Linked DNA regions of Mus musculus: all the other regions are linked to region 1. A link is a loop called in an ENCODE intact Hi-C map of the cell type or tissue named here. Cell type or tissue: heart. All regions are shown on one strand. Each heading gives the region's core, and the rest is flanking DNA. Links, peaks and the distances in the headings are about the cores only. Region 1 holds the start of Hnrnph3 (heterogeneous nuclear ribonucleoprotein H3). Region 2 holds the start of Ccar1 (cell division cycle and apoptosis regulator 1). Region 3 overlaps Mypn (myopalladin). Region 4 holds the start of Gm51805 (a long non-coding RNA gene). Region 5 holds the start of Herc4 (hect domain and RLD 4). Region 6 holds the start of Sirt1 (sirtuin 1). Region 7 has its middle 3.2 kb from the start of Dnajc12.

Region 1 (4,442 bases), core at 160-4,159:
CGTTTTGAGACGGATTCTTGCTCTATAGCCCTGGAACTCACAAAATACGATTGGGCGTTTTATCCAGCTTTTGTTTTAAATATTGGAATGTACGTTAACAGTTTTCCCATTACTCATGAGCAAGTTAACTTTCAGGCCCAAATGTGCTTTTTTTTTTTTTTCCTTTTTAACCCATTTTCAATGAAAATTAATGACAGTTCCAATTTAAGGACCCAAAACGCGTCAACTAGGTACGCGATTCGGCTTCCAATTTAAGGACCCAAAACGCGTCAACTAGGTACGCGATTCGGCTTCCACTTTAAGAGACCTATTTCGGCTTCAAAACACCACAGTTCGATACAAGTTTTAAACATGCTCAGCCATCAAATGAAACGAAATGCACTGGGCTTTCGGCCTTAATTACAAAACGACACAAAACACAACTCCTGGAGAGTTAACTACCCCAAACACAACTTAACTCTCCACCCTTGCCTAAACGCAGCACCTTCGCAGTTCACCTGGCCCGGACCTGTTTGAAACACACCCACTTTGCACTATTCCTATTAGAAAAGCCATGCACTTCTCTTCCAAAATGAAAAGTCTTGGTCGACACCTAAGAGGGGGACATGGGGTAGGTGGGTGGTAATTCTTTGGAGATGCGCAACGGACTCTCTCCGCAGTTCCAAATAGGGACTAAAAGGTCGGCTAAGCGTCCTTTGCCTCCTCCCGGAGATTTTCCGTTTGCCCAGCTCGCCCTAGAGACCCGGGAGATAGGGGACAGTCCGCCTCCGGCCCCCGGCCAAGGCCATCGCAACCGAGCGGCGGAATTACAAAGGAGGACCGCGGCCGCCTTTGTCCTGCATCTGGCATCGGAGCGCCCTCGTCGTCACTGGCTTCTCCTTCCCCCGCCCCCAGCTCCCCCTGTCTCAACCCTGGAGTCTGCGTCAGCAGCCCCTCGCAGCCCCGCCGGCCCCAGGTAGTCCCTTCGAGAGCACCGGAGGCCCCGGTGGGTGGCCGGGCCCGCCGAGCGCCATTTCCACCCGGAGCGCGTCCCGCTTTCCCGGCTCGCTGAGCTCCCCACCCTCATCCCTACCGGAGAGCTCGGATCTCCCGCCCGCACTCTCTCCTGCCGGACACTTTCCCGTAAGCCGGAGGCGACAAAGTAGCCCGAGCGGGGGAAAGGCGGGAAGGCGACCCGACCGCTACCGGCCCCCAAGATGGCGGCAGCCGAGCGGCGGGGGAGAGCGAGCGAGCGGCCACTCCGCGTTCCCTCACCCGCTCCCGGGCTCTTCGTCCTTCTCCCGACTCCGCTGTCGGCACCGCCGGCCCAACCTACCCCCCCTTCTACTTCAGATACCCTGTGGGGCGTAAGCAACGCCTACACCGACGCTCGCGCGGGTCTGGTCGCGGGCAGGGACGCCTGGCTCGCCCGCTGCTGAGCGCTCGCCACAACGGTTCGGCTCCCTCGCTCCCCTCAACCGTCTCCCGCCGCGCCAACCGCTCTAGGAGCTGCGCAGCCGAGCGACTGCCGAGGGGGGATGGGAGGGGGGCGAGAGAGAGGGAGGGGGCAGGGCCGACTGCCCAGGCCCACCCCCTCTCTGCCGCGCTGCTCTCGCGATACTTGAGTGACAGCGTGGTCTCCCAGGGGGCGGGGCGCAGCGCACCTGCGCACTCGGGACCTGCCCGGTTGCCACCGTGGTGGGCGTGGAGTCGCAGCGAGTGGGCTGTGGCGGACTCCGTTGGCTCCCGCCGACCGACCAACCCTCTGAACCCCGGAGCTCACGTTTGTCCCTCCCCACGGGCCTCTGAGGAGCCGTGGTCACGCGGTTTGCTAAGTTTCTTATCTGCTCCACTGGGAATAGATCCCACAAAGGCCCCCGCGCGGAAGGAGCCACGTGGTTTCTGTCACCCCGCCCCCCAACCCGGGGACGGCTTTGCTGGTCCACCATATTTGCATTATGCAATCAGAAAAAAAGATGAATGTTGCGCCTGCGAAGATACAAAGCGTCTAAACCCAGCAGGATTCCCGTCCTAGCCTGGGGCATCCCCTTTGTTCCCCTGCGTAGGCAGCCTTGGCGCCTTGATTGGTTTCCTACCTGCCAGGTTCGGTTTTTCTCTCCATTAAACCCGGGTGACGGGTCTGTGGTTCACGGCAATAGACTTTATCTAAGTAAGAGTTTGGTATTCCTAAAAATTGTGCTCGCAGGAGACACCTAAAAAAACCGCATGTGGAGGTTCTGTCGTGCTACCAAGATTGCTCCCGACCCGTTTATGGCTTTTTTAAAGTTGTAACACAAATTGCACATGGAAAGGCTGTGGGAAGGTGGAGGGCCACCCTGGTGTTGAGAGACTTGGGAGAGCAAAGCTAATTAAGGTGGGTACGGACAGCAGAGGGCGAAAAGAGGCCGGGCTGGACAGACTAAGGCTGTGAACGTGGATGGGGCTGGGTTGGAATCACCCTTCAGTGTGCATCCAAAGATTTCTTTGTGCTACAAACACTGGGAAGTCCATGTGGAGTGGAGTAGTGGCAGTGTGGAAGGTTGGATTTGATTTACTATGAATTTTTATTTATGTTTATACTAGAGCCAAGAGGCCAATGACTTTCTTGTATGGAAACTTGTATTTCACGGCTTTAATTCATCTTCAAACCTACTTGAAAGTCTTTAGTACTCTACTGATTTTATAGCCCAAAATATCCTTCAGAGAAGGGGGGGGGGGCGCAGTGTGCTTATACTTACAGACAGGAAAATCAAAGTATGTTCTAGAAGCCGTCATAGCTCAGGTTTATTAAGTACTTCCTGAAATGGCATGGTAAGCAGTTCCTTGTCTTTGTTCTTGGGTAGCCAAGGATGTCCTTGAACTCCTGACCCTCTGTGTCTCCATAGCCTTACAAAGTGGTATTTCACAGATGCAGTCCCTAGTCCCACAAGAGTGAAAATAATTACACTTGATAACACTAAACTCTTTTATGTGGTGACAAGTTAGTGGCTTACTGGCCAGACACTTGCTGAAGCTTGGTTATTTTATTGTTACTTTAATCCCCTAAAGTTACCCCACCCCCTCCTTTTAATAGCTGGGGGTTGATTTAGAGCCCAAAGTATGTTCTCTTTTTTAAAAAAGTAACTGGTTTAGCTGGGTAGTGGTGCACACCTTTAATCCCAGCACTCGGGAGGCAGAGGCAGTTGGATCTCTTTGTTGGAGGCCAGCCTGGTCTTCAGAGTGAGTTCCTGGACAGCCAGGGCTACACTGAGAAACACTGCCTCTGGGCGGTGGGGTGGAGGGGGTAACAAACCTAAAGGGAACTGGCTTATTAGCAGTACTCCAAGCTGAACTCTTAGGATGAAACCTTCCCAGGGCCTTTCTTCTATTGGGTTTTAATTACATGGCTCCTTTACCTTTCACTCTTTCAACATGATTGGGTAGGTGGAATTCTGTAATCCCTTTTCCTCTTCCCCTGGAATTCAGTCTGCTTACAGCATGAATGAATTTGGCATTCTTTGCACACACTTTGTGTGGTTATCGGCCACAATCCTCAATTCGTTTTGATGGCTCTAATGTATGACTTTTCAACCAATGCTGACATTTCTTTGGAGGCGTGTCTCTGTCATTTCTTTGGAGGCGTGTCTCTGTCATTTCTTTGTGGTGAGTGCCGGTTACCACTATGAAGATTTAGGTCTTCAAATTAGTACTCCAGGCCTTTTGCCCTTTTGTTACAGCAAGTAGGGAAGTTTTCATTTAAAGAGGCATTTGACCATGGTAAAGGTAATTTGTATTAGCTTCTTAGTTTACTAATTTTCCTTAAAAAAAAAAAAAAAAAAAAAAAAAAAAAGAACCTGCTCCTTCCTCACCCAGTTGAATCCTGTTGTAAAGCTTGGTGTGATTGGACCCTGCTGTTCCGGGGATGCCTACAGAATTGTTTCCAGATTGATCTCTAAGGAATTGTTTCCATGGAGACGGTTACAACTCGGGGCTCCCAGCTGCTTTTTTCACCTCCCCTCTCTTTTTTCCTTGCCCCCTCTCCTTTCCCCACTTCCTCCCCCCCTCTCTCTTTCATGTGCTCTCCTGTTAGAATAGAGGTCAGAGGGACCCTGAAGTCCATCTTTGTTATAGTGTATAAAGAGAAAAGATGAAGCAGGAGAAGGAAATGGAAATGCCCACAGCTCCTGGAGGAAAACAATCCGAGGCTCAGTCACCCTGCGTCACTCCATCAGAATAAAGGGAGTAGGAAAATTCCATGCAGGACCTTCGGGGAAATGAAAGAAATTGAGAGTGCATTCTCTTGGGGGCAGACAGAGCACATTAGCTAAAAAGTAGTCTACCGTCGGTGTTCATAGATCCCTAATGATACTGCAGATCATTCTGCCTGCATGAAAACAAGCCAAGAACAAAACAGTCCACAGCATTGTATTGGAGTTGTGTCTAGTCTGTGTTTAAGGGCTTTGGAACATCAACTCTGACAGGGC
Region 2 (4,442 bases), core at 208-4,207, 230 kb before region 1:
GGGGTGAGGACACTCATCTTCCTCCCACGCGCCGGCCGTGAAAGATGGAAGGCAGCGCCCCAGGCCGCGGCCACTGGGGCCCGCGGGTCGTCGCAGTCCCCGAGGTCCCCGGGCCGGTCTGAGAGAACCTCCAAGCGCTGGAAACGCTCGCCGCCGCCGCCCGGGGCCGGGTCTCAGCGGCGGGGCAGCGCGGGCCGGAGGACGCACGGCCTCCGGCCTGGCCCGGCCCAGTCGAAGGGGCGCAGGCCGCACCTGAGGGGCCTGGAGCCGCTGCGCTGGGGGCAGGGCGCGGCGCGTGGGGCCTACTCCGACCCGCACAAAAGGGACCGCGTCCCTCGCCCGCCGGCCCCGCGGCGTCCGCCATCACACACCCACCCGCCACCGCCACATCACTCGCTCCCTACCCCTCCGCTGACCGGCTGCCAACGAACGGAAGCAACCCGCCGCGGCCTCCCACCGCGCCACACCAAAACACTGACCAGACCTTCACCTGAGTCTGGCCCGGGTTAACCGAGAAGCCATTTCAAACCCGTCAAGCTCAGGCGCATGCGCAGACTGCTTTCCCCTCCAACCCCCCTGCCTACGCCGCACCGCCTCCCGGTTCCGAGAGGAACGGGCGCGTGCGCGAAAAAAGTTCGGCGTGCGCGCTCCCCGCGAGTGCGTTCACTGGGGAGCGAGAGCGAGCCTCAGCCGGGTTACCTTGACTTCGCTGAACAATGAGCTGGCTGTCGCTCGCCTGCTCTGAGGCCAACGCTGTCCTTCCCTGGGAGAGAGAGGGAGAGCGAGCGGCAGTCACGTGGTCCGGCCGGTGTCGCCGCCGCCATCTTGTGGTCCCTCTATTCTTGTTTGGAACATGTTTGGAAGAATAAGCCTGTAAGAACTTCGTTGTTAGCGGGCAGTGGTGGCGCACGCCTTTAATCCCAGCACTCGAGAGGCAGAGGCAGGCGGATTTCTGAGTTCGAGGCCAGCCTGGTCTACAGAGTGAGTTCCAAAACAGTCAGGGTTATACAGACATATCCTGTCTCGAAGAACAAAAAAAAAAAATTTTTTTTTGTTTACATTCTTTTCATTTTTAGAGGGTTTTGCCTCCATGATTTATGCGCACAGGTGTGGGCTTGGTGCCCCTGGAGCTGAGAAGACGACAGATCCCCCGAAACTAGAGTTCCTGACCGGTGTGAACCACCCCGTGGGTGCTGATAATCAATCCCAGGTCCTGAGAACAGAGATTAGTGCTTTTAACCGCAGTGCCATCTCCTCGGGATTAAGGCTGGAATGTGTAAAAGCGAACAACTGAGTGGATTTTAATACACTGAGTGCAGGCCATCATCACCCCTAGTATTTGAAGACCCTACTGAAAAGAAACAGCTGGAGGATTTGGGGGGCGAGAGGGAGTGGAAAGGTTGGGGGATGGGGGAAGTGCACACCTCTAATCCCAGCGCTCAAGAGGCAGAGGCAGACACAGCCAGGGCAACACAGATAAACCCTGTCTCAAAAAATGAAAGACAGAGCTATTATTAAGTCATTTTCTAATTTTGTCCTACACCTGCTGGTGACATCTAGTCAAATTCTCAACATGAAATAGCTTATGCTAGGAATCCCACATAAGATTAGCTGAGCCAAGCATGATCAGGTGGTGACCTGTAATCTAACACTTGGGAGGGAGGGGAAGGGAGGATCAGGAGTTCAAGGCCAGCCTGGACTGTGTAACACCTTATCTCATCAAACCCAATAGGATAAAATATATAGCTTTTTCTGTGGTTCCTTGTATTTTTTCCCTTAAATTTTATGAACACAGGATCACATAGGTACACGTTCTTTAATATTTTTCAAACCACAAGGGTCCTTTCTCCCACTTAAGTAAAACTTACAGAAGTTGGGTAAAATGTAACTCCTTTGTCCTTACTAATTCTGTCCTGACCTTCAAACTATTAGAATATAGTCATCACACTATAGTAATTTGTAAAAATTCAAAACAGCGTGTGCCAGGTGGCCCAGCAATAAGAGGGACAAAGTGAGAAAACTTAAATCTGAGATACCTTATCAAAAAAAGTTCTGGGGGCTGGAGAAATGGCTCAGCGGTTAAGAGCACTAACTGCTCTTCCAGAGGTCCTGAATTCAATTCCCAGCAACCACATGGTGGCTCACAACCATCGGTAATGGGATCTGATGCCCTCTTCTGGTGTGTCTGAAGACAGCTACAGTGTACTCATAATAAATAAATAAATAAATAAATACTTCTTTTTTTTTTTTTTTAAGTTCTGAAAGAAACCCCAGGCATATGTTTTTGATGTCTGTATTTTGGATTGACATGTCTCTATGACTTCTAGATTAGCTTGGTCTACATTGTAAGGCACAGGACAGCCAGGGCTACATAGTGAAAGAGTGTTTATAAAACACACAAAGCAGAGCAGTGGTGGTACATGCCTTTAATCTCAGCACTTGGGAGACAGAGGTAGGCAGATATTTAAGTTCAAGGCCAGCCTGGTCTACAGAGTGAGTTCCAGAATGGCCAGGGTGAAACAGAAAAATCCTGTCTCAAAAGACCAAAAACAAAAACAAAATAAATAAAACACACGAAACAGAGCTAGAGGGATGGTTCAGCAGTTAGGCCCACTTGATATTCTTTCCTAAACCTTGGAGCTCATCCCACCATCTACATTAGCCCCATACAACTAAACAGAACTCTGAGGCCCTCTCCCGGCCTCCTGGGATACTGCACACATGTGACACAGGCTCACACAAACATATACACAAATTCATACACATGAATAAAAATGAAATTTAAGGGCAAACACTCAGAAGTTAAGAGTACTGTGAGGGGGCTGGTGAGATGGCTCAGTGGGTAAGAGCACCCGACTGCTCTTCCGAAGGTCCAGAGTTCAAATCCCAGCAACCACATGGTGGCTCACAACCATCCGTAGTAACAAGATCTGACTCCCTCTTCTGGAGTGTCTGAAGACAGCTACAGTGTACTTCCATATAATAAATAAATAAATAAATGAATAAATAAATAAGTAAAAAAAAAGAAAAGAGTACTGTGAGGTCTTCCAGAGGATGTGACTTCTAATCACAACACCTACAGGGTGGCTAAAAACTTCAGTAACCCTGTTCTACAGGGTATAGTTGCTTTCTTCTGGTCTCTATGGTTGTCGATTGGTGTGGGTTATGCACACACATACACGCAATAGAAACATCGTTATTCACATAAAACTTCTGAAAAATAGAAAATAAAATATTTTCTAAAGTGAATAAAAAGTCAGACATGGAGACTGCTATATCACCCTCAATTCTAGCACGAGGGAAACAGAAGCCGACTGATCTCTGTGAGTTCGAGGCTAGCATGGTGAACACAGTCAGTGCCAGGAGAGGCAGAGCTACGAAAAGAGGCACTGACTCCAGAATTTCTGTTTTGTTGTCAGGGTTTCTCTGTGTAGCCCTGGCTGTCCTGGAACTTACTCTGTAACCAGGCTTGCCTCCAACTCAGAAATCCACCTGCCTCTGCCAGAATTTCTGTTTTTATGTTTACAATATAAACAAACATACCACCCTTTCCCTTATTTCCTCAGCTGACCTTTGTTTGTTTGTTTGTTTGGTTGGTTGGTTTTGGTTTTTGGTTTTTCAAGACAGGGTTTCTCTGTGTAGCCCTTTGTGTCCTGTAGCTCACTTTGTAGACCAGGCTGGCCTTGAACTCAGAAATCCGCCTGCCTCTGCCTCCCGAGTGCTGGGATTAAAGGGGTGTGCCACCACATGCGGCTCAGCTGACCTTTTCACTTTTACTTTTAAGCTTCTATGAACAATCCTGAGGGAAACCAGATTGTCAGCTTCAAGTTTTCTCTTTTATTTATGAATTGCTTTTAACTGGGCTGGAGAGATGGCTCAGTTGCAGACTGATGTCTCTGCCAGAGGTCCTGAGTTCAATTCCCAGCAACCACATGGTAGCTCACAACCATCTGTAATGGGATCGGATGCCCTCTTCTGGTGTGTCCGAAGAGTGTGACCATGTACATGCATACATTAAAATAAATAAATAAATAAATAAAAATTTTTTTTTAATGAAAGAATTGCTTTTAGCAAAAGATGATTTGACAAAAAAAATTTCTCCTAGTCTTCCACCCCACTCTCTTTCCCCTCTTGGCAGAATATAAGTTGTCTTCTACAGGAGCTGAGCAAACACCCTTATCAGATAATAGACTGCACACAAAGATACTAGACAAAGATATTTTTGGCCATGATTGCCTTTGTTTTATTTTTGGAGACAAAATCCTATTAATAGTTCTGGCATGCCTGATACTTGACTTATAGACAAAGCTAGCTTCAGGCTTGTGACAATCCTGCCTCTGGCTCCAAGTTCTGAGATTGCAGCTACAAGCCACCAGACCCAGCTGTACACACAAATGAAACTTCATTAGTTATCCCCATACTGTCATTAGAGACTGGTAACT
Region 3 (4,442 bases), core at 284-4,283, 89 kb after region 1:
GCCAGCCTTTTCTACTTAGTAAGAAATGAATCAGCCTGGGCTACAGAACCAGATTGTCTCCAAAATAAAACAAAATGTGCATGTATCTCAGCCTTAAATTATTTATTGTCAGAGGACATTCGGCAATTTTAATTTCTCTGTTCACTCGTGCGTTCAAATCTTCTAGCAAACCGGGCTTTAAAGGCGGACAGCCGTTTCTTTATGCCTCAGCATTAACTGCACAGTCCCCAGAGATTTGAAGCAGGAGTTCCTTGTCTATTTCTTGCAACTTTGAGGCTATTGCTCTTGAGAGTCTGAAGTGGCTAATACTTCCATATTAAAAGGCAGCGTGTTTGCAGTTCCCTAACGTCAAGGATGCTAACTAACATAATTAGGCAGAAATCAGAGGCGAACATGTTTTTAACTAATATGCAATTTTTTTGCACTGTACAGATTTTTTTTAAAAAATGCATGATATTAGCAATTTTTAAAGCATACTGATAAGCCCTGCGTCGTCAAGTTTGTAGGATGCTTCTTCGGGCATTAACCGTCCGAAACACTAATCCACTTCAAACAGGAAAAGGCAACTTTGTGGTGGAAAGTGTACTCCCACAAATTCGGCTAGAGCCCAGGTGAGGTACCCCACTAGTAAGGTACATTGACTCTCAACTCAGTCACCCAAATATTTCACCTCCGGGTTACCTAAGGGCTCTGGAAGGACTTTTACAAGGTCAGTTATGAGTGAATTTGTCTATGCTTTTGGTTTCTCGAGCAGCTTTGAGTTTATCACCAATTAATAACATTATTGGGACAGGGTGAGGGGTTTCTTACAGGAGCAGAAATGACTCAAAGACTGAAGCATCACCAACGCCTACCCCAGCGTGGGTGACAGCTCACAAACGGTGGGAACCGGGAGCAACCGCACAGCCTGCCGGCCACTCGTCAGGTTGGGAAGCTCCTTTCTAGGTGCCTCAGTTGGTCTAAACCTCATCCACAAGGCTGGTCTGCTCTTCAAAGCTTGGCTTGTCTGAGAGCCACTCTCAGAAGTCTGTACTGTTGAAGGAGGGGACTAGTAAACCTGATGCGTTTCAGGCCCTCTCACCAAACGATAGCCTTCACCTGCTTTTGTGGTTAAAACAACCCATTCATAAGTAACCATTAATCTCAGTTGAGGGCTTCGACCCTGCCTTTCATCATAAAAGGCAGAGAGGGCCTTTATATTTATAATTAACCTTTATTAGCACTAAACCTGGGAAGATATCTACCCTCTTTGCTATTAGAATCTACTTTCCTATTGATAACCCCGTTATTACTATGTTTCATCTGGGCTGCTCTTTACTTCTATTGGCCAGACCTCCAGGCCATGCTTTCTTGACTCCTAACCCATGCATCTTTCTCCCCCCTCTTCCTCCTCCTCCTCTCTCTCCCTGCCTACCTGCAACTTCCTCTCGAGCCTCCAGTCCCACAGTTCCCTTCCACTGCCCAATCACAGGCTCTAGCCCTTTACTGACCAGTTAAATTAGGGAGAAGGTTCACACTGTATTACCTCTGTACTGATGGTGGGCTAGTGTGTATAGGCGGGACCACCTCTTGAAGAACCAGTCTTAGCATTAGAATATAAGCAGCCTCACACCAGGCCAACCCACTACACATTTGCAGGGCAAACTTGAATCATTTGAAGAGTCTGCAAAGAACCTGCCGATACAAAAGTCAGCCTGACTCCTAGGGGAACAAATCTCCATGAGAGGTTATCCAGAGCCCTGTCAGGGAACAGCCCGTTATGCATGAGATTGGGGTCACCACAGCTTGGGGTAGGGTGACAGGTCAGGGGTGCCAAGTGTCACACAACACACTGGACAGCCCTCTACAATGAATGATTACCCAGCAGTGGTGAGTCTTGGTGAAACCTTGATATAAAATATAACCGACTCGGGAGCACAAACTGGAGTTGAGGCTTGTTGTATTTTGAGTGAGACAGCACCCCCTAGTGTCAAATATAATATTTATCTTAGTTTTTGAACAAAAGACAAGATTTAAAAAGTACTTAGTGAGCTGCCATCCCCGATGAAGGGTATTTGTGGCCTATGCTTTACAGGAGTAGACAGAATGGAAATGGTGGTGATATGAATATATATATATATAATATATATAATATATGTGTGTGTATGTATGTATGTGTATATGTGTATATATATATATATATATATTCATACTTGAATATATATCCAAAGTTTAAATAGGAGTTAGAATACATAGGACTAGAGCCAGGCACAGTGGCAATAATATTACATATATCTATTTTAGAGGCATTCTCAGAATTTAGAAAGTGAGTTTTGACTATAAGGGATTTCATGACAAGTGCCACTATGAAAACAACGTATTACTACATTCTGTGTGAGACAAGTTGCCCCTAGGGCTGACAAGATGGCTCAGCATGTAAAGGGGTCTTGCTGCTAAGCCTGACAACCTGGGTTTGATCCCTGGGACCTTGGTGGTTGAAGGAGAGAACAGACTCCCTCAGGTTGTCATCTGACACACATGTGTGCTGTAGCATATCTTGCCCTATGTAAAAATAAAATTGCCTGTCATTGTGTACATGAAATGGGAAGCAGGGGCCAACGACTGCCGTGTCACTGCCTGGAATCTGTATTTCCTAAGGAGGTAAACTTCTATAGAAATCAAAACGGAAAACAGTGAGATTTTTGAGTGTGTTTAAAAGTGATGTGTGTCTGTGTGTGCATGCGTGCGTGCATGTGCATCTGTGTAGGAAGGTCAGAGGTCAACATGAGTGACAGTTTATTGCTTGCCACCTTTTTTTCTTGAGACAGGATCTCTCACTGAACCCAGAGCTCAATAACTGAGCCAGATTGTCTGGCTAGCAGGCTTCAGGGCCTTTCCTGTGTGTCTCTCCACAGACCTGGAATTACAGGTCTATACTGCCTCAATTTGCTTGTGTGTGTGTGTGTGTGTGTGTGTGTGTGTGTGTGTGTGTGTGTGAGATTTCTGGAGTATGGAACTCAGTCTTCATCCTTACACGGTAAGTACCTTACCAACTGAGCCATCTCCCTGGCCTGTTTTTATTTATTTATTTATTTATTTATGTATTTATTTATTTATTTGTAAAACCCTTTTTAAAAACTGGGTTGGGGGAGGGTATGGGGGACTTTTGGGATAGCATTGGAAATGTAAATGAGGAAAATACCTAATAAAAATATTAAAAAAAAAAAAAAACTGGGTCGTCCTTTGTATTCCTGACTGACCTGGAATTCACTGCATAGATCAAGCTGTCCTAGAACTCTCAGGGACGCCCCCTGCCTCTGCCTCTCGAGTGCTGGCATTATAGGTATGTGCCACTCTTCCTGGTTGGTTTTAATTTTTTGAAATGGGGTCTCATGTAGCCCAGGCTGGTTTCAAACTCACTGTGAAGTAGAAGCTGATTTTGTACTCTTAAACCTCCTGCCTCAACTTCCCAAGCGCTAGAGTTATGAACATGTACCACAAACCTGGCTTGACAAGATTTTGTTATGAAAAAAAATAGGATGAAGAACACTGGAAACCTCCATTTTCCAAAGACCAGATCTTTGACTCAAGAAGCAGTATTGCAGATGCCTTAAATACACGTTATCTCTCTGTTAATCACGTTGTGAGCTCTGGAGGGCAGAGCCTGTGTCTTACTTATTTGGGGTGGGTGGGTACCATAGGGTATGTGTGCAGGTTAGAGGACAACTTGCAGAAGTTCACCTTTCACCAAGAGAATGGTGGGTTCCTATGGGTTCCAGGACTCAAAAGTCAGGCTCCCAGACTTGGTGGCAAGCACCTTTTATCTGTTAAACCAATTCTCCTGCCCTTTCTCTCTCTTCCTTTCTTCCTTTTTTCCTTTCTTTCTGTTTGTTTTTGTTTTTCAAGACAGGGTTTCTCTGTGTAGCCCTGGCTGTCCTGGAACTCCCTCTGTAGACCAGACTGGCCTCGAACTCAGAAATCCGCCTGCCTCTGCCTCCCAAGTGCTGGGATTAAAGGCGTGTGCTACCACTGCCCGGCACTTTTTTTTTTAAAGATCTATCTATCTATCTATCTATCTATCTATCTATCTATCTATCTATCTATCTATCTATCTATCTATCTATCTATTTATTTATTATAAGTACACTGTAACTGTCTTCAGACACACCAGAAGAGGGCATCAGATCTCACTATGGATGGTTGTGAGCCACCATGGGATTTGAACTCAGGACCTTCTGAAGAGCAGTCAGTGCTCTTAACTGCTGACCCATCTCTTCAGCTCTCTTCTTCATATTTTCATGTCTCCCACAGTACCTAACATAGGATCTTACAGAGTAGACACACATGATTTTTTTTTTTTTTTGAGTAAATGAATTTATTTTTAAACTGGAAATCCTTGCCTTGAAGTAAAGAAAGTTTCACGCCTTTCTAAGCAATTACTATCTCCAGCTAAAACCACTTGA
Region 4 (4,000 bases), core at 1-4,000, 160 kb before region 1:
CGGTCTATGATTAGTTCTATACATAATCTGTCTCTTGCATGGGCATTTAAACTTACAGTGTGCATGTGAGCACACCTGTAAACATACCTATCCATTTATGAGCCATTAACAACAGCAAGACTAAATAAAATAGCTTCCTTATGGTTTTAAGACTGGGTATCAAGTAACCCAGGCTAGCCTCAAACTCATTATGTAGCTGAGGCTAGCCCTGAATGCCTAATCCTTCAGCTTCTACCTCCAAAGTGGTAGGATTACAGGCAATATAGGGATTTAAGTCAATGATGGTCTACAGTTGGGAGGTATAAAAGGTATAAAACATAAATTGGTTCATGTATCCTACAAACAATCCCTACCTGATTTGCTCAGGCCTCATGAAAATGCATGCCAACCTGGTCACACTCATTCCACAGAGCCTACAACTCTGCTGACTCTGTGGTCAATTTCTAGTAAGCACTTCTTCTTTGATGACTAAATATTCTTGCCCTTGCTGTGTGCACACAGGAAACAGAAACCTCAAGGTGGTCAGTGAAACCAGCAAGCAAGGCAATGCCTGGCTCTCAGTGCCAGCATTTAAAAGTCACACAACGGGGGTAGCAAATGAAGTCGGCATCTGCCACAGTTCAGCACGCTGGAGGGCTACAACTTTATTTGCAAACACCAAGCTACAATTACACTTAAACCCCTTTACATTAAACACACGGAACAATTCTGTAGACACGTGGTTCTGCTGCTTAATATTCCCTCCATGCTGAAAACAATTGCTAACACCTAGAGTATCTGCAGTGTAGAGCTTGAGATCTGAAAGCTGTGAGCGGTGGGCGAGGCTAAGGCTAGCCTTGAACTTCTAGTGAGGCCATAGGCTTTTAAATTAACTCTTCCATACCATAACAAAACTGCAAACAGATCCCAAGCTAGCAAGCAAATCAGATTGCCGTTGAACCCTCAGCATGCAATCTATACGAAGTACGTAAAACACGCTGATTCCTTAAATCTATGGCAACCAAAATTAACTATAGCATAGTGAGCACTTCACATCAAGCCATTAGCATTTAACTGTAAGGTCTCAATGCATTTGAAGTTGAACTAAAACCTGTAAGGTCATTCCCTCCTCCCCCATTCCCGGGAAAATAATATATCAGGTTTTACAATATAGTATTTTCTAGGTGTTTAAAAAATTTTTTTTAAATCACAATGAATCATAGCTGTCAACTTCTCTACCATGGGACTAATGTGCCACAGATGCAGGTGGCACAAAGGGGGCTGGAGAGGAGAAGGGATTATTCAACACTTTGCATATAAACTTTTCCTTCTCTGCAACATTTATAAGCTGCAAATGAAGGATGCTAATGTGGACCATAAGGGGGAGGGGAGGAGGGCAACTCTGGCTGAGTGAAAATTCATGTAAGCCCTGACAACCTGGGAGAATCCAAATCCCCTATACTGTAAATTCACCCTCAGATGACAGAAAAATACTCTATACTGTATAAAATGGAAAAACACAAATAGCATTTAATCAAGAGCTGATTACCTTTAAAACTTTGGGCTTCTTTTCCCTCTGGGGCCTCTTGTTTTCTTTTGTAACCTAAAATTAAAAAAAAAAAAAAAAGTAAAATTGAAATGTGAGCCTCCATTTATATACATATATAATAATAATAACTATTATTATTATTATTATTATTATTATATAGATCAGCTGCCACCCTTCTCCCCCTCCCGCCCGCCAAAAATTTTGCTACTTCTCTGTAAAAAACTACTTATATCATTTAATACCATCAACATGTTGGTCAGTCAGACCCTGAAGAGCTTATGCAAAATGTATACTTTAAAAGTCACTGGAAAGAAAAACAGCCAACAACCTTGCATAAATAAAGATGGAGGGAAATGCCCCCTTTCCCCCTAAAAGTCTGTCTTAATTAGCTTCTGCATTCTTCACGGCGAAGCCCACGAGGTAGCCATCTTGCCTGCTTCTGCAGAGGAAGCCTCCACAGAGAGCAGCTCTGCAAACTGCTTTTGGTATCATTATCATGGTGTTTCAAGGCAGCCCTGGCCTGCCAGCACTGTAGACGTGCTGGGCATGCCTTTTGCAAAAACAGCCCCACAAAGAGTGCAGCCAATGGCAAGGCAGAGCTTAGAGACTCCAAAGTGATCTTCGCAGCCTAGCACTATCCCAGACAAAGGATCTCCTGTGAGGCTGGGCTCTCACCACAGGACACAGGCAGCCACAAGCTGCGACATGGAGTTCTCTGCAGAGGATCTGGTCGCCGCCACCGAAATCACAGGAGGCTTCTGCAAAAGACAATGTTCTCAAATCCCCCAGGTCGCCACCATCGGATCGATGGAGGAGTCTCCCTTAGCAGGAACCTCTGGGTGGCACCAGGGCAGGTCGGCGCAGGGAGGGGCGCGCTACTCTGTATCACCGGGCAGGAGATAGCCCCTGAGCCAAAGGGGGCATCGGGGCTCACAGCAACCCTGGAAGGTATTGTGCATTTTGACTTTATAAGGCAAGGCTAAATATTGGCGATATTGAAGGCAGGGAGGTTAAGTAAGGACAGCGCAGGCTCAGCTGTTGGGCTGCGTGTCTCATTCCTGGGAACCACACCTCGGTGCAGCCGGCGCTTGGCCTAAAAACAGCGATTTGATTTCTGTCAATAAATGTCCAACGATAAAGTCGGACTGAAAAATGACAATCAGCCACTTAGAAGCGAAAAAGGACAGGATGTGGACAGGAGAGGGGGTGGAGTTTTCAGAATACACTCATACATACACTCTCTCGGTGACTACAGATATGGAAGACTGTATATGTATGTAAGCTGTTGATGACCTTCAGTGCCCAGAGAAACCGGCCTTACCAGAAGGCAGACTCCAACCTGAATCTGGGGGGGGGGGGGTCCTGTCTCCTCTCCTCCCAAGATCATCACCTGCAGCCAAGCCTCTCTTCTCAAGCCTCCGACTGGGTTCCCAGGTTGAGGCTTCTTGCACACCGGCTTAGTGGTCAACCAGCCACTTCCCCAGGAGCTGAACCCGAGCCCGGGATTGAACATCCGAGCCCGCTCACTAGCTCCATCACTTACACACACACACACACACACACACACACACACACACACACACCTGAACTGCACCCATACTCAGTGAGTGGTAGACTTAGGGAGCTGGCACCACATGACACCTGCCAGACTCCAGGAAAGGCAGGACCAAGAGCAGCCTTCCTCCTGTTAGCTCCCTTGCAGTCTGCTGTAACAGCGGCAAAGGCTCTAGTGGCCGAGGACCAGAGTAGCTGTGGCAAGCAGGGCTGGCCCAAGGTCACTGCCAAAAAGCTGTACAGAGACTGATCACAGCCCCATCACAGTCACCTTGACAGCTGCACAATTCTCAGGAAGCAAGCCCCAGCTCCTGCCTCCTGGGGCCAAAGTTTCTGCAGTACATTTGCAGGATTGGCAGGATTGCCTGGCTGCGAGGCCAGAAATGGGTTTTCCACTGGCAGTTGGATTCAGAACAGATTCCCACAACCAGAACTCAGAATAGAGCGAGGGCCGGAAGGCCTGTGTTCCATCACCCTCCCGTCTGAGGCTTGTAGGCTGCCACGAAGGCCCGCTTTCATGTCCAGCATTTGTTTCCCCGTTAATTTCGTTATTTACTAGTACTTCCACTTGCACCTAGGTACTCTTCTTGCACGCTAAGCAAGTGCTCTACTAATGAACTACATAATCCCCTGTTCCCAGATTTCTCTTTACACCATCCTCCAGACTGCCCTGCCCTGTACAAATTTTTAACTAATTCACAGATGAGCGCAGGGGACAGATGGGACAGGACAGGAGTACTGAAGCTAGGCAGGTGAGAGTTGACTAACTACTACTCTGGAGGCTGAGGCAGGAGAATCAGGTAGAGTGAGACCCTGCCTTCAAATGACCACACAACAAACAAAACCATGTCCATGCTTGCGATTGCAGCACCCAAGGGAGACTCGGGCAGGGGGACCGCAATGAGTGCAAGGCCAGCC
Region 5 (4,442 bases), core at 143-4,142, 220 kb after region 1:
GTTCGAGGCCAGCCTGGTCTGCAAAATGAGTTCCAGGACAGCCAGAGCTATACAGAAAAACCCTGTCTCGAAAAACCACAAACAAACAAACAAACAAACCCAAAACAAACAAACAAACAACCAGGCTCTAGTATGGTTGGTATAAGCCAGGTGCTATGGCCTACACCTGCAATCTTAACCATTCTGAAGGGAGGGTCCACAAGTTTGAAGACAGCCAAACTTAGCTTTAGTGCCATGCTTAGCTGGCTAAAGCACCCAGTAAAGCCATAACGCTGTGTAAAACTAACTACTATACAGTTTCAAAACTGCGTTTCAAGGTCTCTTTTTTTTAAAATGAGGCTGTCATTTTATTTACACCTATCCTCTGCTGGAAAGGTCTTGAGCTTCCTTCACTCTAAGCTAGCAGTACAGTTGTTTAGCATGGGACTACCCCCCGCCCCTCCCCACTTCTTCACGATTGACACACACTCAGAGATTGATAGCTACGGAGTTTCCTCCTAAGGATAAAGAGAGCATGGAACCTCTGTTTAAAAGGTTAAAATGTCAGCAAGCTACTCCATGCTCTTGGTCTTGGCGGCTTACCGAGCAAATCTTTTTCTTGTTCCAACAAATTGTCCTCCATTCATTCACTGGGTCCTTTTTTGAGACCACAACACACACAGATTTAGTATCAAGATGATGTTAAAATTGGCCTGTGAAATCTGGATTTCGTTTTCATGAAGCAGGAACTGTAGCTGTAAGCCCTGTTTTTCTCTGAGTGAAAGAGTTTGGGTAATTTAACCTCGTATCTTCCAAGAAGTTAGCTGAAAACGTGAGCCAACACTGTTCCGGAACCTGAAGCAAAGATGTTGACATTCAGTAAGATTAGACTAAGCCATTGCTCCATTGCTAGCAATATATCTTACATGTTCAAATTAGGTTCAGATGAGTTTAAGGGTTTAAAATGAGTCATCATCGGCTTTTCTAACCGTATTTGTGATGGTTTCGTCTGCTACTTCAAAACCAAAATTAGGAAAGGTAGAATAAAATTATGAAAAGGCTAAAACCCTCCAAGCAGAAAGACAAACCAAAATGAAATTTTCACTTGTCAACGCCGAAGCATTGTTAAAAACACACGGACAAGAACAAAAAAAAAAAAGAAGAAGAAGAAGAAGAGGAAGAAAGAAAATACATTTGACAGCTTCTAGCCCTAGCCGGCTGCATTAGCGTCTTAGAGCAGGGAACCGCAACACTGCGCAGGCTCCTGGATCAGACGAACCCTGGGAGGTCTCCCGCGCAGGCGCACGAATGGGGAAGTGGGCGGGGTCGCGCATGCTCCCCGGCTCACTTCCGGCCAGCCCCTCCCCTCCCCCCTCCCCCGCGAAACCACCGCCCCTCTCCCTTGTCGCCTGGCTCTCCCTCGTCGCCAGCCTCTCCCTCAGCTCTCTCCACCCCTCGTGGTCTCCGCCCTGCTCACCGCCAGCCCTTCCCCTCCCGCTCCATCCGGGTCGCTGACGGCTTGTCTCTCGGTCCGGAGAGTGCTGGCGGCAGCGTTTCTCGGAGGAGCCTGGGAAAGTTTCACGGGCGAGCCGGGCAGCAGAGGCAGCGGAGCTGCGGTCGGGGACGTCGGAGGAGCCGTGGTAATCGCCGCGGCCGGCTGAAGGAGGAAGGTCTTGGGAGCTGGAGAGCCGCCCAGAGGTCCAGGGAGCGTCCGTCCTCCATCGCTTAGGGCTCTCCCTGCCCTGAGAGACCCGGTGAGTCGTTGCCCCCCGTGGGTTCGGGGTAGTGTGACGGAGGCGAGCTCCGCTGGGGCCTTGGGGAAGGGCGCCAGCGTCCTCAACGTTTTCCGGGGCCGGAGTGGTGCACCGCCCTCGGGGAAAGGGTCTCCCTGGGGCCGAGGCCGTGGGGCTGAGCCCGGTGGGGTGAACCCTCTCCCCGGCTCGCCCATAGGTAGCTGCGGGAGTTTGGCTGGCCGGCCCGTGAGGCTGGGTGTGTGCAGACCATTCCTCTGCCCCGGGCCGCGGGAGCTGATCGTGAGGTGCATGGTCAGAGAAAGAGGAAACCAAACTGCCTTGCGTTCTCCTACCTGTTGCTGGCGAGAGAACGTCTTTCCCATACTGGTTCTGACTTTTTGGAGGAAAAAAAAAAGGGTACCCAAACGAAGCGCATTGAAATCGGAGCTATGTTCCTGTCTGATGCTAGCCTTGAAAACACAGAGAGAGAGATAGGGAAAGACAATGCAGAACTCTCTGGAACTTTCGAGTTTTGGTGTCCCAAACTTTTTCTGATAGGAGTGGAGTGAGACAGCTTCGGCACTTTCTAAATAAACATAAATGCAAGAAAATTATGTTTTGAAACCTCAGATTCAGCGAAAGGAATTTAGGTGATTTTGGACAGCAAGGATAAGACTGACTTCTATTAATGCTTCTTAATGCACCATGCTTTTTAAAGAAATGTAAAGGGTTTTTTTTTTTTTTTTAATGTTAATGGAGGATTCCCTCACTTGTTTGTGCACCATGCGTGCCCGTAGTGCAGGAAGCCAGTAGAGGGCGTAGGATTGATTCCCTGGGAGGAGTTACACACAGAGAGCAGCCATGTGGGTGCTGGGAATTGAATCAGGATCCTTTAAAAGAGACATCTCTCAGCCCCTTAATGTATGTCTTTCAAGCGCAGAAGTTATATAGATTTTCCTATCAAAAGTTAACCCTGCCTCCAACCTGGTCTTGTTTGGAAAAAAAACTCAGCAGTCCTGTGATTGTTTTTCATCTTTAAGTAATTTTCCTAGAGGTATGTATTATAATCACATTGATTTGGTTTTAAAATTAAATTAGTAGAGTGAGTTCTCGACCTTAGCATTTTGACTTATAAAATGGAGTCGATTGTTTGAAATTACGACTTGATAATTTCTAATTTTGTACATAGCTTATTAGTACAAATAATGAGAATAGTCTACTTTAAATTGTTATTTTTTTTCTAAAGTTCCATTATTGTTTTTATTTATGTTACAGATAAGAACTTCCATTTTCTGTTGATGTGGAGGTAGGTATCAGATTGTTCTGTGGGGGACTGGAAGATTATGTTTCTGCAGTTGGCTGGATACTTGCTTGTTTGGGCATTGGACACATGCCTTATTTACTGTTCTCATTAAATGTATGTAAACACGAAAACCTAATTTCATTAGAGTACTTATATAGCAGAGTTAAAGCCAGTTACTGTTTTAAGTTTTGCAAAGAATAGTAGAAGGTGATGTCATTTCCTAAACATTTGTATATGGCCCTTTAAAACTGAGAGAACTGACTGTCACCCCAAGCATATTATAAGTATTAAACAAGTGCAGTCCTCATTTTAGCTTAACACTCGATGAGAGAGCAGCTTGCTTTGAGGTCTTACTAACTTTTGTTTTTCTCCTCAGACATAGGGTACCTCCCAGTTTCCAGTGTTTCAGAAGGGACTTTTGTATTGAAACTGGAAGACCAAGGTCATTCCAAGCATGTTGTGCTGGGGCAATGCATCCTATGGACAACTAGGTTTGGGAGGAATTGATGAAGAAATTGTACTAGAGCCCAGGAGAAGTGACTTTTTCGTGAACAAAAAGGTCCGAGATGTAGGCTGTGGACTCAGGCACACTGTGTTTGTCCTGGATGATGGGACTGTGTACACATGTGGATGTAATGATCTAGGACAGCTAGGTCATGAAAAGTCCAGAAAGAAACCAGGTACGGGACATTTCTCTATTTCTAATAATTGATCATTTATTTCACTCTTGAAATGGTGTTTTGTATGACCTCTGTAAATCCTAAACTTACAGGCTTTTTCAAGATTTAAAAGCAAAGTAAAAGTGAAACATACTCTTGACCTTCCTGTGCTGCTTAAGAAGTACATTGTGTGTGTGTGTGTGTGTGTGTGTGTGTGTGGTGTGGGGGGGGGTGTGGGTGTGGGTGGGTGGGTGGGTGGGTGTGGGTGGGTGGGTGTGTGTGTGTGGTTGTTTGTTTGTTTTTATTTATTACTACTACTAGTGGTTGAAAACAGTAACAAAAAACCCTAGACTTCAGTGTTTGTTTTCTTTTATATAGACTATAAAGTTATCAAAATCTTTAATAAGTTCAGCTACCTTGAACAGATTTTGAATTCCTAATTTGTTCTCTGTGATGATTCTGTACTCATGGGGGGATGGTAAAAGCTTTTTATTTTCATTTACTTGTGTAAATTATAATTCTTCCATTTTATTCCCCATTTTACTTTAGGTATGTAATGTTTTGTTGCTTAGTTAGAAGTACTGTTTAATCCCCTAGTTGCTGCTTCCACGTTTTCAGTGCTAGCTTTTAAAGGGTTGTGAATGCCAGGTCTGACTATGGAGAGAGATCTAAGCACAATGTAAAATAATTTATCAGGTAATAAGCATTGGAAACATTTGGTCAGATTTCATGGTGTTTTTCTGGATGTTGTATTTAAAATTGGGTAGT
Region 6 (4,442 bases), core at 264-4,263, 310 kb after region 1:
AAGATCAGAAATTCAAGGCTAATATGTGCTGGCTGGCTACCCAGCCAATGAGTTCAAGCCAGTCTAGGCTATACGTGTTCCTGTCTCAACAAGCAAGCAGACGAACGACAACAACCACAACAAAACAAGCAAGCAAAACCCCCAAAGGCTGTACACAGAAAGCAAAAACAATGTACAGAAGAAAAGAGGTGAGGACCTAACCTCAGGCACTGACAAACGGACATGGTACATACAGCACACCTATAATCCCAGCACTCTGGACTGCTGGTAAAGTCAGGATATCAATGTCATCCTTACATCCTAGACTCCACAAGTTTAAAGCCATCATAGGATAGATGAAAATGTCAAAAAAAAAAAAAAAAAAAATCAAGAAAAGAGAGAAGGAAGAGTAAGTCAAAAAGAGCTTTGGTTGTGATGTACTCCAGAGGCTGGGCAGAGACTGCAGAGTAGCTTAACTAGCTTGGGCTATAAAATATCTTGTCTCAAAAAGGAAGGACGGACAGAAGGACGGAAGGAATGAAGGAAGTTTGCAATTGTTTCAAAGATGCACATGCCTGAAGCATACCTATCCGCGGCCGCGGAGTCCAGTCACTAGAGCTGGCGTGTGACGTTCTGTCATCGTCATCACTTTCACAGGAATGAAAGCCATTAGTGAGGAGTCCATCGGTCAACAGGAGGTTGTCTGTCAAAGAGATCAAAAGGCTGCGGCTCAGACAATCCCCAGCTGGGCCCTGCGGTCCACACCTGCAATCCCAGGTACTTTGAGGCCCGTTTGGCCTGTATGGTGAGACACACACAGGTTCTTGAGACAAAAACAAAAAACCAGAAAGGCACAGAAGCACACACATCTGTAACTCCAGCACCTGGAAGGCACAGACATTGGAAACCAGCCTGACATATATAAAATAGTGAGTTCCGGACCAGCCTGGGCTAAACAGGGACCCTACCTCAAAAAATCCAAAATGAAGACACACACACACACACACAAATAAAATCTGTGTAGCCCTACAAAAGCAGCTCAGGGTTCCATGCCCAGGACAAAGAAATACAACTTCATGAAATGCATCAAATAGAAATTACTTCTAAATATCACTGAGATAAAAATCAATCCCTGGCTGTGTTCTCACTGCCCCAACCAGAGAAAGTCTCTTTCCGTAGCCCTTTCAAGTAGCAATCTACCTGCTTCAGCCACTGGGTGTTAGTAAATGTATGATTTAAAGAACACGAAGCATACTTTATGCGACTTGTTTCCCCTTTAATACCTGACATCAAGGGTCATTTCCTATTTCAGTCCCTAACACGTTTTGTTGTTTTTTAATTCATGGCACCATTATACGAGCCACAAACATCTACAAGGGCACTGACAGACTCTGATAAATTCTGTACAAAGCTTTTCAGGAAGACGATAAGTGGCATTATTACAAAAACAAAACAAAAAAGTAACCCAAACGTTTGGCGTCAATAGGGCAAAACCAAGCAGGTTTGTTTCAGGTTTGTTAATCTAAAAATGTTGCGAGCATGATTTTGAAAGGAAAAGAAAACTTACGAAAGTACAGTACAACTATAACTCCTCTATATCGAAGTGATAAATGCAATCGCAGAAAAGCAACATTTTTAGGAATAGCCATTTCCTTACATTTTTTAGACTGTGTCTCAAGAAATAGCTTTGGTGTATTAAAATTTCTAACTTCAAAAAAAGACATAGGTCTATCCAAAAAAGAAAAAAAAAAAAAAAAGCAACACAGGTGTCAGTTTGCAAAACGAAATCGCATGTCGATCCACGGGACAGCCCCAAAGTCGCAAAGCAAAGTGTGCAGTGAGGAAAACTATAACTTCACTAAAGGCGCATCGGGAGGGAAACCAAACCGAGGGAGGGAAAACTTCACTCTAACGCCAAACTGCGAGAACCGCGGTCCCGGCGACTGCGCGCAGCAGCGCAAGGCGGCCCAGGCGAGCGGCGAGTCCGCGCGCGGCTCCGCAGCAGGGCCGGCGAGCTCGGCGGCGCGCGGCCGAGCCAGGGCCGAGCTGCGCCGCTGCCGCCGCCGCCGCCGCGGAGCCCGCGGAGCTCTCGGGGCCCTGGGCAACCTGGGACCGGGTCACAGGCGGGGACGCGGAGGGACGCGGCTGCGCGGCAGCGCGCGCGGACTCACCTCGGTAGCCGATCGCTGCCGCCGCCGCTGCCGCCGCCGCCTCGTCCTCCTCCTCGCCCTCGTCGTCGTCGAAGTCGTCAGCCGCCCTCGGCTCCCGCCGCAGGCCGGACCCATTGTCTCCGTCCCCGGCCACGGCCGTCGCCGGGGCCTCCCGCTCCGCGCTCGCCGCCGCCCCTGCCGCCTCCCGCCACAGCGCCGCCGGGGCCGCGGCGCTCGCCGCCTCACACCCCGCGGCCGCCGGCGCCACTGCTGCGCTCGGCTCGCCCGGGCTGCGCCCGAGGCCAGGCCCGTCTCGGCGGGGCCTCTTGCGGAGCGGCTCGTCCGCCGGCTGCGACGCGGCCTCCATGGCGGCCGCCGCGGAAGGGGAGCCGGCGGCCTGAAGGGCGAGCGCCACCTCGTCCGCCATCTTCCAACTGCCTCTCTGGCCCTCCGCCCTCGCCTCCTCTGCTCCGCTCGACGCGCGGCACTGGCGCCCCCGCGGCTCGGCTGCGGGAGATTTAAACCCCGTCACGTGACCCGCCCCTCCCCGCCCCCGCGCCTCTCCCGCCACCCACGCGGGCCGGACCACAACACGCCGGGTCACGTGGCCGGGCGCCGCCCGCGGCCTGGGCCCTTCCCGGCCCCACCCAGGGCGGCTCGGCTCCCCTCAGCGGCCTCTGGCGCCTCCCGCCCGCCCGACCCGTTCGCTCGCTCGCTCGCTCGCTCGCTTGCTCGTCCGGGATCGCCGCGGTGGTTCAAGTTTGCGATGGCGCCGCCACTTCCCACCTGGGCCTCACGCGTGCACCTTGCCTGCCTGCGCCTCTTCGCCTCAAGTCGGCTTTTACCTCAGGGGCTCTGGAGAGCCCAACCTGGCCGACGCCGGCCTTCCTGAGGAGAACTCCTCCACCTGCCTTGCCCTTGCTCTGTGACAGCTCTTCCTCAGGTTACCCCTGTGGTCTCTCCTCAGGAAGTTTGCGCTCTCTCCCAATCTCCCTTCTCAAGTGCAATGGAATGCCCAAGCCAGCCCTCGGGGCCTGTTGCCCTCCTGGAAAGATCTGGCGATTGAGGACCCGCCCTATCTGCTCTCTGGACCCACCAGGTCCTCTGTACCTCGCTTTAGTCTTTGGTAAAATTCATCTCTTGGGGCAGCAAGAGAGAGGACAGAAGGGAGAGTGGTTGGTTCTCCACAAACTTCTGTGTTAAGAGTCAGATTGGGCCTGGGCTCTTGTGACTTGGGCGATTGACTGAACCTTTTCTAAGCCCAGTTTTTAATCATCTCTAAAATGACAGGGCCAGGACCGAAAGAGACTGTAGCTCAGTTGTAAAGTCACGCTTGCCAGACAACCCCGAAGCCCTAGAGAGAGGGAGGAAGGAGGGTAAGTTGAAGGTAATCTCCAACTACTTAGGAAGTTCAAAAAAGGCCTGGAATACATAAGACCTCGTCTCAAAAACGAAATTTAAAACGATAGACCATGAGAAATCAGCTAGTCAGGTTTAAAGTAAATGACATTAGTTTTAAAATCCTAGGCAGTTGATGGTGGCACAGGCCTTTAATCCCAGCAAGCTGGAGGAGACAGGAGGAGGTTCACTAGGACAGCCAAGGCTACACAAAGAAACCCTGTCTCGAAAAAATAATCTTACTTCTAGAATTGTAGAAATGGCTCTGTAGTTAACAGCACTTGTTGCTCCTGCAGAGGCCCTAGGTTTGACTCCCATCATCCACATGACAGCTCATACCTTCAGATCTGACACCTGCTTTTGGTAAACACAGACATGTATGGAGCCAAAAGACCCAAACACATAAAAATCCTCTTTGTTGTTGTTTTATGAGTTAGGGTTTCTCTGTGTAGCCCTGGCTGTCCAGGAACTCTGTAGATCAGGCTGTCCTTGAACTCAGAGGCCACCTGCCTCTGCTTCTTGAACTGCTGGGATTAAAGATGTACACCAGCAAGCCCAGCATAAAAATACATATTTAAATAATTTTTTAAATAATCCTTAGTTCCTTCACAACTCTAAGCCCCTTCACTTTCTAGTTACCATGAAATTCTGAGCACCTGTATCCATTTGGATCATTAGGGCTCAATTGCACATGGTTCAATTACAGTGGGGTTTCCCCAGATTTTAGAGTTAGAGGCAGCAGGATCAGAAAATTAAATCCATTTGCACTAGGTAATAAATTTGATCCCACCCTATCTCAAAAACAAAACACTAGCCACACGTGGCAGCACACACCTTTTACAACAGGACTCAGGAGCCTGGCATGATGGGACAGACCTTTACTCCCTGCACTTGAGGCAGATGCAGGCAAATCTA
Region 7 (4,442 bases), core at 165-4,164, 360 kb after region 1:
ACCCTCACAAAAAACAAAACAAAACAAAACAAAAAACTCCCAAAAGACCCCAAAACCCAAACTGAAAGAAAAGAACATAAAAGAAAAGAAAAAAAGAAAGAAAGGAAGGTAGGAAGAGAGAAAGAAAAAAAATGAATACCCATGGGTCAATTAAGGCATACCAGTTGGTGAGGCTGGAGAGTGAATTAAGAGCTCTTTCTTGTTGCTCTTGCAGAGGACCGGGTTCAATTCCCAGCCCCTATATAGCAGCTCATAGCTGGCTATATCTTCAGCCCTAAGGGGATCCCACAGCCTCTTTTGACTTTTTCAGGCAAAACATGTATACATTTAAAATAATATAAAACAAAACTGGGGTTGGGGGTGGATCTCAGTCGTAGAGCACTGTGGGATGGCTGAGGTCCGGGATCAGCCTTCAGTCACACACACCCAAGCACCGCTCCCCCTCAACCTAACGTTTTAGAACAGCTAGGTAGTGGTACATGCCCTGCTTCCGCACCCTTAACACCGTTTCGTTCCGTACTCCGTACCTAACCGTGGCATCAGCTGCTTTCACCGTCGCCCTGGTTATAAGTTGCTACTGTGGCAGCCCCCGGAGATGGAGTTGTCGCTTGGTTGGTAGGATATGCGTAGCGCTGGAATGCCTGGGTTCCGCCCCTAGCATAAATCCCTAAAGGTGGCACAGACTTGTAATCCCAGTATTGAGGATCATCCTGTGCTACACAGTGAGCTCTAGGCCAGCGTAGGCTATGCGAGACCAGTCTCCAAAACAACCAAACCACACAGAGAAATGACAACGACAACCAAACAGCTTTGAAGAATTATATATATAACTTTTCCTTTGATAGATCCTGCTCTTGGACACTGGTAACTTTGGCAGCAGAACGGAAAGGGATTGTGTCCCATTTTATAGGTGGAGGGATGGAAAGGGGGCAGTTAAAATCTGCTCGCTTCCCACTGGATTTCAGGCCAGAATGGATCAGCAAGGTCCTGAGAACTCAGTGGTGGGGACCAAGTCGGATTCAGACTAATATCACAGAACGTTGGACATGGCTCAGATTGTAAGAGTGCTTGCAAGCAAGGTTGACCATCTAGTGTGATCCACCTGAAGGTTGCCACAACACACTAAAAAACCCAAACAAACAAAAAACAAAAAAACAAAACCACCCAAATATAAACAAACGAAAATCGCAAACTCCCATCGGAACGTTCATTGGTGTCCAGATCCCGGGAAGGGAAACGGTTGCAGGTCATTTCTGGTGCTCAGGGATTGCCTTCCGGACGCCGCTGAGACTTGGAAGAATCTTAAAGGGAAGACGGGAGCTGACACCATTTGCACGGAACTTTGGGGCGCGCTCGGAGGAGACAGGTGGGAGAGGGGTGGATGTCAGTGGGTTGTGGGCTGGCCAATGTCTTGTCTGCTCTCAGAGCTTCTGAGGTTTGTAGTCACTTATTTCTAGGATCAAAGATGAATTTCACGTAAACACCCCTTTTAGCTGACACGCCTAAAAATGCTGAGGCAGGGGGATGGTCTGAAGCTAGAGAATATCCTGGATTAGCAACGTTGGCGCGGGTCTAGGACACAGACGCAAAATCTGCAGCAACTAGAGAGGCACGAGAGTCTCGGAGGCCGGAAGTTCTGGCAGTCCCCGTCGTTTCTTTTATGAAGTAGCGCTATGCCTTATGGGAGTTGTAGTCCAAGAGTGAGCCACACTTACGGGTTGGAGGAGTCTGCACGGTGTTGGACGCCACCTAGAGGTGCTGAGTCTTTCTGCATCTTAAAATCAAAGAGCTTTCAAGTCTATTAATAATTTTTTTTATGTGCGTTTTACTTATACTTTTTTTTTTTTTTTGGTTTTTCGAGACAAGGTTTCTCTGTATAGCCCTGGCTGTCCTGTTACTTATACTTTGAGATACTGTGGTCAATGGTTTGTTGTTTTGAGGCAGGATCTTCTAGCTCCAGGCCTGCATGGAACTTGCTGCAGTCCTCCTGTCTCAGCTTCACAAAAGCAAGGATTGTAGGTAGGTATGAGCAAGCCACAACACCTAGCTTTAGCGTTAGGGTTTGTTTTCTATATCTACCTCTCAGGGGCCTGCAAGATGGCTCAGCTTGTAAAGGCACTTGCCACCATACCTGAGTTTGATCTCTGGGACCCAGAAGAAGAAGGAAAAGAAGAAGGAGGAGGAGGAGGAGGAAGAGAAGGAGGAAGAGGAGAGGGGAAGGGGGAGGGGGGAAGAGGAGGAGGAGAAGGAGAAGGAAACTTTCATAGGCCCGTTCTCTGACCTCCACATTTGTATACCCATCCAAATAAATGATAAAAATATAACAAAATGGATCTATACCTCCAGAAAAGCATAAGTGCAGGTGCACATAGCTATGTAAAATAGGTGTTCAGAGAAGCCAGAGAGTTTTGAGTGTCTTCCTGTATGGATATCCGTCATTTATTTAATTTTGAGATAGGGTATCATTTTATAGCTTGGGCTAGCCTGGTATTCCGTATCCAGACCAGGATGGCCTCGAACTCAGAGATCTCCCAGTCCTCTGCCTCCCCAGTGCTAGTATTAAAGTATGGGCCACCTAGCTTCTTCTCATATTTTGAGATAGCCTCACGATGAGATGAACTTGGAGTGCACGGCTTTGGCTAGGCTGGCAAGCCATCAAGCTCCAGGGATCTGCCTGTCTCAGTACTGAGGTTAGAGACAGTTAATGGCATGGGCAATGTTATCACAGACTCTAGAATCACCAGAAAGATGTGTCTTTGGGCATGGGGGATTATCTTAATTAAATTAATTGAGGTGGGAAAACCTACCTGCCTGCTTGCTGTGGTAGCTAACACCTTGGGAGGACCCCGGACTGAATAAATGGAGAACAGGAGCTAAGAAGTACCATGTGTGGGCTGGAGAGATGGCTCAGAGGTTAGGTGTACCAACTGCTCTCCCAAAGGACCCAGGTTCAATTCCCAACACCCACATGGCGGATCAAAATTGTCCGTAACTCCAAGATCTGACACCTTCGCACAACATCCATGCAGGCGAAACACCAATGCACATAAAATAAAAAATGAATAAATTAAAAGGTTTATTTAAAAAAAATACAAATTGACAGAGATCCACCTGCCTCTGCCTCTTGAAAGCTGGGGTTAAAGGCATGCACCACCATGCCATGTATATAAATATATAATATATAAAAGTTATATATAAATTATATGTAACATAACATATATTTATAATATATATTAGCTCTCCTGTATCCTAGGCTGTTCTCAAACCTGGGATAAGATTAGATAATAGGTTTGTACCATCATACTTGGATGCTTAATCTGTTTATATTTAATTTGTATCAGTTTTTGATTTTGTTTTTTAATTTTTGAGACAGGTTTCTCTGTGTAGCCCTGGCTGTCCTGTAACTCACTTTGTAGACCAGGCTGGCCTCAAACTCAGAAATCCACCTGTCTCTGCCTCCCAAGAATTTGTATCAGTTTTAATTATGTGGCAGTGTGTGTGTACACCTTAGTGCAGATGTCCTTGGAAGCCGGGAGGTGTCGGATCTCCTGGAGCTGGAATTAGCGAGGTGCTGGGCACTGGAAACTGAACTGAAGCTCTCTGGAAGTGCAGCAAGTGCTTCTCACCGCTAGCCATCTCTTCAGTCCCTGATTTCTGAATCAATGATCTCAGGGTGCCACATGCCTTTAATCCCAGCACTTGGGAAGCAGAGGCAGGAGGGTTTCTGAGTTCGAGGCCAGCCTGGTCTACAGAGTGAGTTCTACAGAGAGTAGCCAGGGCTACACCCCGTCTCGAAGAAACCAAAACCAAAAACAGAATTAATGATCTCTTCTCAGTCTCCTCTCCTTGTCCCTTCCCACTTCCCCTGTTCTCCCTCCCCGTCCCCCTCCCCTCTCTCCTCCCCTTCTCTCCCCTCTCTCCCTTCCCTTCTCCTCCCTTCCCCTCTTCCCCTCCCCTTCCCTTTCTCCTTTCCCTAGGGCCTGGCTGGTGGCAGTCAAAAATGCTGGCCACCGGGCTACATCTACAACCGCCCCAAATTACATGCTATTTTAGACACTTGGAAAAGTATCTTTCTAATTGACCAAATCTTAAAAACTTGCTTCACATTTTCTTCTGTCTCTTAAAAAAATAGGTTAAAAAAAAAACTATCCAAGTAACAGAGGTACAATAAATTAGTAACAGTTTTACACTAAATTGTCAAAACTGACTTCCGATTAGCTAATAGGAAAAAAAAAAATCACCATGTCAATACTCAAACTCCACCGAGGCACATAGGACCTCACAGAGACTGTGAGAGCACACACAGGCCTGTCCGTGTTCAAGCCAGATGAGGTCCCAGCACTGAGAGGGGAAGTAGAGATGGCCTCCCATCCCTAACCAACAAGCCATCTTCAGTTGATATCATCAAGGAAAAAGTAGTTCTCTGTAGCGGGGTCTCACTG

The links. A loop is a pair of places that touch in the nucleus more often than their neighbours do. Peaks named below come from ENCODE experiments on the same cell type or tissue, not always from the same donor. Only the 100,000 strongest peaks of a DNase experiment are listed, where the experiment ranks them.
Region 2: a loop joins it to region 1, with 2.4 times the contacts of the local background. A loop is called at or near these places in 5 of 42 quality-filtered maps.
Region 3: it touches region 1 in a loop (2.0-fold over the local background); 9 of 42 quality-filtered maps call a loop at or near these places.
Region 4: it touches region 1 in a loop (2.2-fold over the local background); 2 of 42 quality-filtered maps call a loop at or near these places.
Region 5: a loop joins it to region 1, with 4 times the contacts of the local background. A loop is called at or near these places in 8 of 42 quality-filtered maps.
Region 6: it touches region 1 in a loop (2.9-fold over the local background); 5 of 42 quality-filtered maps call a loop at or near these places.
Region 7: it touches region 1 in a loop (2.2-fold over the local background); 4 of 42 quality-filtered maps call a loop at or near these places.

What each region holds. Positions count from the first base shown.
Region 1 is chr10:63,022,384-63,026,825 of GRCm38, forward strand. Hnrnph3 (heterogeneous nuclear ribonucleoprotein H3) reads right to left here and starts at 1,466. Exons shown (of 10, transcript NM_001079824.1): 1 at 1,337-1,466. Pbld2 (phenazine biosynthesis-like protein domain containing 2) reads left to right here and starts at 2,129. Exons shown (of 10, transcript NM_026085.2): 1 at 2,129-2,353. In heart, for the core only: CTCF peaks have their summits at 795 and 2,364 (motif pointing right); DNase peaks (open chromatin) are centred at 888, 1,748, 2,348 and 3,208; H3K4me3 peaks cover 2,922 bases; H3K27ac peaks cover 3,041 bases.
Region 2 is chr10:62,791,726-62,796,167 of GRCm38, forward strand. Ccar1 (cell division cycle and apoptosis regulator 1) reads right to left here and starts at 643. Exons shown (of 25, transcript NM_026201.3): 1 at 491-643. In heart, for the core only: CTCF peaks have their summits at 690, 896 and 2,150 (motif pointing left); DNase peaks (open chromatin) are centred at 656 and 1,526; H3K4me3 peaks cover 1,496 bases; H3K27ac peaks cover 1,616 bases.
Region 3 is chr10:63,111,453-63,115,894 of GRCm38, forward strand. It overlaps Mypn (myopalladin), which reads right to left. Exons shown (of 20, transcript NM_182992.2): 20 at 4,343-4,442. Among named protein-coding and RNA genes, the nearest start is that of Atoh7, 14 kb to the left of the region's middle. In heart, for the core only: a CTCF peak has its summit at 1,976 (motif pointing left); no DNase peak of the experiment used is centred there.
Region 4 is chr10:62,863,280-62,867,279 of GRCm38, forward strand. Tet1 (tet methylcytosine dioxygenase 1) reads right to left here. Exons shown (of 13, transcript NM_001253857.2): 3 at 1,529-1,582. Gm51805 (a long non-coding RNA gene) reads left to right here and starts at 2,391. Exons shown (of 3, transcript XR_003949007.1): 1 at 2,391-2,476. In heart, for the core only: no CTCF peak of the experiment used is centred there; DNase peaks (open chromatin) are centred at 2,142 and 3,392; H3K4me3 peaks cover 3,356 bases; H3K27ac peaks cover 3,304 bases.
Region 5 is chr10:63,242,431-63,246,872 of GRCm38, forward strand. It overlaps Herc4 (hect domain and RLD 4), which reads left to right and starts at 1,367. Exons shown (of 25, transcript NM_026101.4): 1 at 1,367-1,733; 2 at 2,988-3,018; 3 at 3,392-3,695. The coding sequence starts at 3,470. 1700120B22Rik (RIKEN cDNA 1700120B22 gene) reads right to left here and starts at 1,723. Exons shown (of 2, transcript NR_166111.1): 1 at 1,457-1,723; 2 at 1-834. In heart, for the core only: a CTCF peak has its summit at 2,528 (motif pointing right); a DNase peak (open chromatin) is centred at 1,381; H3K4me3 peaks cover 2,563 bases; H3K27ac peaks cover 2,426 bases.
Region 6 is chr10:63,336,415-63,340,856 of GRCm38, forward strand. Sirt1 (sirtuin 1) reads right to left here and starts at 2,621. Exons shown (of 9, transcript NM_019812.3): 1 at 2,151-2,621; 2 at 566-682. The coding sequence starts at 2,556. RefSeq lists a promoter at 2,557-3,185. In heart, for the core only: a CTCF peak has its summit at 2,597; DNase peaks (open chromatin) are centred at 2,037 and 2,677; H3K4me3 peaks cover 3,184 bases; H3K27ac peaks cover 1,686 bases.
Region 7 is chr10:63,381,153-63,385,594 of GRCm38, forward strand. It overlaps a transcript of Dnajc12 not described here. Among named protein-coding and RNA genes, the nearest start is that of Dnajc12, 3.2 kb to the right of the region's middle. In heart, for the core only: a CTCF peak has its summit at 1,754 (motif pointing left); a DNase peak (open chromatin) is centred at 1,669; H3K4me3 peaks cover 1,595 bases; H3K27ac peaks cover 600 bases.